Linked DNA regions of Homo sapiens: region 2 is linked to region 1. The links are chromatin loops, found by intact Hi-C in ENCODE. Cell type or tissue: HepG2. All regions are shown on one strand.

Region 1 (2,500 bases):
TTTAAAATATCTTGTTAAATTATTCTTTTTTTTTTTTTTTTTTTTTAAGACAGAGTCTTGCTCTGTCGCCCAGGCTGGAGTGCAGTGGTGCGATGTTGGCTCACTGCAAGCTCTGCCTCCCGGGTTCACACCATTCTCCTGCCTCAGCCTCCTGAGTAGCTGGGACTACAGGCGCCTGCCACCACGCCTGGCTAATTTTCTTTTCTTTTTTTTTTTTCTTTTTTTTTTTTTTTTTTGTATTTTAGTAGAGACAGGGTTTCACCGTGTTAGCCAGGATGGTCTCGATTTCCTGACCTCGTGATGCGCCCGCCTAGGCCTCCCAAAGTGCTGGGATTACAGGCATGAGCCACTGCGCCCGGCCAATATCTTGTTAAATTCTATAGACTCTATTCATCTCCTACCTCTCCCACCAACACCCTAGGGTGGACTCCAGTTATCTCTGGCCTGGACCACAAACTTCTTCCTAACTTGTCTATCTCCTTCCAGATTCACATTATAGTCATCCTGCACACCAGGGCCAGAATAATCCTAAAACGTAGATCAAATTACCTTATATTTCTACTCTGTTTACAGAATAAAATCCAAACTTCTTAGTAAGGTAATGAATCTGCTCTGACCTACTTTTTCTCTCTTAAACTCAACTACATTTTTCTCTTGCCCTTCATGTTAAGCAGAACAGGGTCTTTATGGCAATTCTTGGAGCTTGCCCTAGCTACCACTCTTCTTTGCTTACCTATGCCATTGTTTCTGCTGGAGATGTGGTCCCCATCCAGTTTCTGTCTGCTAAAATCTTGCTAAAATCCTTTAAGACCCAAGGATTTTAGACCAATAACATATAGGATCCCTGTGAAGGAAAGAAACTCATGCCATTTGTTTAACAATCTAGTTACTATGAAACCAGCAGCCAAATGCCCTTTCTGTAGAGGTCAATTCAAGGTGATAATTTTATTCATGAATCTTCAAGGAGCTTATAGCTTAATTAATAAAATTCCCTTTTCTTATATCCTGAATTAAACCATGCAAATGCCAGTTTTGGTCTTTGCTGGCAAAGTATTAGTGGCAACTCTTAAACCAGTTCTTCCTGAAGATTTAACATTGGCTCTCAAGAGCCATAGTACTGCCACAGAAAAAAATAGGAAGGAAGGAAAGAAGGAAGGAGATAAAAAAAGACAGAGATAGCAATCCTCGCTGGTAACCTGACCCGAGTTATGCTGTGTTTTCCAGCTTTAATTTGCTCTAAAGACATGGACATTAATTTATTATATTCTACTCCAGAACTGCGGTAAATTTGTGCATAAGTTATAGGAAATTCTGTATGGAGCTGAGGTATGCAGGACAGTCAGATGTTGGGTTATATACATGTTGTTTTCTTTATTGTAAGACTTAGTTCATCTTCAGTGTAGGAATGTCCATAATATCACATTTTAGGGACATTTTCTCAAACAATCTAAAATACATTTGGCCCAATCTAGCAAATGGTGGGCTGGATCTAGTGCCGGGCTCCTAAGCTTCTCTGTTGCAGAGAAAAGGGTCATCACAAATTGTTAAAAGTGACCTAGCCTTAGTTCAGCTGAAATTCTCATTTTCCTCTCTCTGCTGGCTTTATCACCAATTACCTAATAAGCCTTATGAACACAGCTTCTGTAATTTTTCACAAGTGCAAATGGAGCAAATGGAAAGGCTGAATCTGGTGATTGTCCTTGGTAAGCTTTTCTGTAAGTCATTCCAAGAATTCTACGCCCCTTTCCTTTTAAATTCTTTTCTTGAACATGTTCCAATCCTTCACATATGTTCTTTCTTTCTCTTCCCAATTCTGGTGCCAAGCTTCCCTGTCTATCTTTTTAGGCAATCTGGCTACTACTTTTCTCAGGGAGGAACACCCTCCGTTGCATTGAGCAACTGGGCATCTGAATAAACTTTCCAAACACTGAAGGATGGGGCACAAACTTGACTTTACTTGATAAAAAGCATTTTAAAATCAAGCACAGACTGAAAATGGGTCTAAGTTAAAAGTCAGTAGGATTAATTTATTTAAATTAAACTTGGCTACATTTTAAAAGTGGAGCAAATAGAATCTGCTAAAGCAAACCTCACTGTTTTACTTAATAAACATGTCCAACAGTGGTGGCAGTGCTGTGCTGGCAGGTCTGGATGCTCAAGTGGTGGCTTAAGAACAGTCTTCTGCATTTATAAGGCAGATTATTGAAAACACATACAAAATATGGGCAGGCAAAAAAAGAAAGAGAAAAAAGCAGAGTATGAGTCTTTTCTGTGTCTTAAACTATAATGAATCAAATGCTAAAAAGTTCACCTGGTAGAAAAAAAGGATAAGGCAAGGAAGTCACTTACCCTCTGACCTATGGACTCAGTGATTTAACAAAAGGTCAAGTAACACATTGAAGGGAGCTACTATGAAGGACAATAATTTTGGAGGCTTAAATAAGAACTTATGCTTTGTAAATAGCATCTAAAATTATGAAAAATTAAATGGCAATATATA
Region 2 (2,500 bases), 240 kb after region 1:
TTTTCTAAGTATGTATGAAATTATAGTCTTGAACTTTCCTTTTTCATACACAAACTAATCATTATGAAGCCCAATAATGATCCCTGAGGGAAAAACCACATGGAGCAAAAGGGCTCAGACGTGGAGTGAGGGTGTTTGACAAGACATCATTCCCGGACCTGTGGATACAGTTCTCTCCAGGGGTCAGTAAACTACATTTTTATGACTTGAATTTGTTTTTCAGGATATTACATCATGGTTTCCCCAAAGCACAATTGTGTGCTGTCATGTCCATTTTTCATGTTCCATATCATTCCTAGACTTAAAATAGTAAGCTCTGAGCATCATGTCTTACTGGTCTTATGACTTAAACACAGAAGAGGTGAAGGTTTAAAGAAAAACCAGACATACTCCATGAGCCAAAGGGACTGGTTTTCTATAATCTCTTTGATAAAAACCCTTTGACATTATTCTCATGGGTTATGTGACTATAGGCTGGTCAACTTGATTATTTTCCCTTGAGTATAATAAAAGTGTGTAGGAGAGATTCTCTTTAAATTTGAGATTTAAGTATGATTTCTCTCTCACAAGATAGAAGATGGATATATCTCATCATTTTATTTTTGAGAAAGAAAGGCTTTGGTGTTCATTGTTTAAGTTAAAGCAGTCCTGTTCTTGGGCCAAGAACAAGAAAAAAGAACAAAGGAAAGGACTGGAAACATTTACTTCTCAAAAAAGGATGAGAAATATTACTTTCTGTCTTCTAGTAAAAATCTGTTCTTCAGAAAGATTCAAATATTCCTTCACACTAAAGTGAAAGTGACCGAACACAGCTTAAATATGATTTCTCCCAAAGGAAGTTGTAGGTTTACATAGACCAAATCTTTACAGAGGACTCTCCCAATTCTTGATGTACCTATTTTTTTGGTCTGTTTGCTTCTATTTAAAATACATAATGAATTTTGTTCCAGAAAAAAAAATTTAAGGCCACATATTACACAATAAGAAAATAAATTTAAAAATAAGTAATTGAGAACATTAGGATGACTTTGAATATTCAGAGTTTTGGTTTTCAGAGAAAAGAGGAAATAACTGTATTTTGTTGTTGTTAGAAAACTCTTATTTTACCTTGAAATCTTAGCAGAGCAGGGATGGGATGGGGTCACTAACTCCACCTACAGCAGACCAACCTTTCAACATATGTCAATAATTTTATGGTGAAAATATTTTTCTCTCTCAGCTTGTTTGAGCATTTAGTACAGTTTACTATTCCAGCTTTAGTTCTCCGGTAGCCTTCTCTTTGGTTACTTATTAACCTCCCTTTAAAGTACAACTTAGTCTAGAAAGGTACAAAGTTCAGTTACTGTTACTATTGTTCTTGAATATGATAATAAATAAGGCCACTCTATAACTGGAAATGCCTTCTAAAACATATTTGTAGATAAAACAGCTAGTCTGGGGGCATCGGCGCTGAACACCAGCTTTCTCAGAGGTAACCCTGCAGTAACAGGACAAAGCTGCCCGTGTGAATGGGAAGTTTGCATGATACCTGTACCCCAAATCACCCATGTGCTTCACTCCCATCTTCCACCTTCTCCTTTCTCTATTATTATCCTTATAAGGATAGGATGTCAAAGGAGATCAAATATTGCCCCAGGGGAATCCAGAAGGAAGAAAGCAGTAGATGTCCTCCTCTCTATAGATATGTCTATTTTGAAATTCATTTAAGATGATGATTGCTCAGAATCCAGAATTCAAACCGAAAAAGGGCTAGTCAGTTTTCCCCCATTTGGAGTAGTGGAAAAAGTTGCCCTAGAACACTAGAGTAAGTTTCTAGATGCTATATCTGCCAACCGGAAAGAGACTGTGTCCCTTACTTGCCTTCCCAGAACCTAGAACAGTACCTGGAACATCATATGTGTTCAATAAACAGATAATGAGTGTAATGGGAGCTCTAAGGTACTTTTTAGATACAGGATATCCTTTAATTCTTACCTGTTAATTGAACACAAATAAGCTCCTGCTTCTTCTTATACTGTGTTGATCAAGGATGCTCAACTCTGGAATCTAATTGCCTGCATTCAAAACATGTCTTCCTCACTTACTAGCTGTATAATATGGGGAAATTGCTTAGTTCCTCTGTGGCTTAGTTTCCTTACTGTAAAGGGGTTGTTAGGAGAAGTAAATGACATATTAAATGCTTAGCACAGCACTAGACACCCTTAGCCTAATAAATGTTGGCCAGCAGCCACAGTATGTTATCCCCAGCTTAAGTCTGATCTACTATAAAACTATAAAGGAAGGTTCTTTTTGGCTAGAAATAATAGGAATTTAAAGGAGTTAAACACAGATTCACATCTACGTGTGGCTTTTCAAGTCATGTAATAATAAAAGAGCATTGAAAAGGACTGCTTTCCAGAGAAAAGTAGGCAGATATCCAAAGTATTTTTGAGTCAGGAATAAATGTTGGTGAATTAGTCTATTCAAAGAGATGTTTAGAATTATCTGCAATAAAATGAAT

The links. Peaks named below come from ENCODE experiments on the same cell type or tissue, not always from the same donor. Only the 100,000 strongest peaks of a DNase experiment are listed, where the experiment ranks them.
Region 2: a loop joins it to region 1, with 12 times the contacts of the local background. A loop is called at or near these places in 3 of 110 quality-filtered maps.

The regions. Positions count from the first base shown.
Region 1 is chr5:95,954,379-95,956,878 of GRCh38, forward strand. All of the region lies in intron 1 of ELL2 (elongation factor for RNA polymerase II 2), which reads right to left. Among named protein-coding and RNA genes, the nearest start is that of ELL2, 6.2 kb to the right of the region's middle. In HepG2, no CTCF peak of the experiment used is centred here; no DNase peak of the experiment used is centred here; H3K4me3 peaks cover 841 bases.
Region 2 is chr5:96,198,636-96,201,135 of GRCh38, forward strand. All of the region lies in intron 1 of LOC101929710 (a long non-coding RNA gene), which reads left to right. It also overlaps a transcript of CAST not described here. Among named protein-coding and RNA genes, the nearest start is that of MIR583, 120 kb to the left of the region's middle. In HepG2, no CTCF peak of the experiment used is centred here; a DNase peak (open chromatin) is centred at 1,276; H3K4me3 peaks cover 830 bases.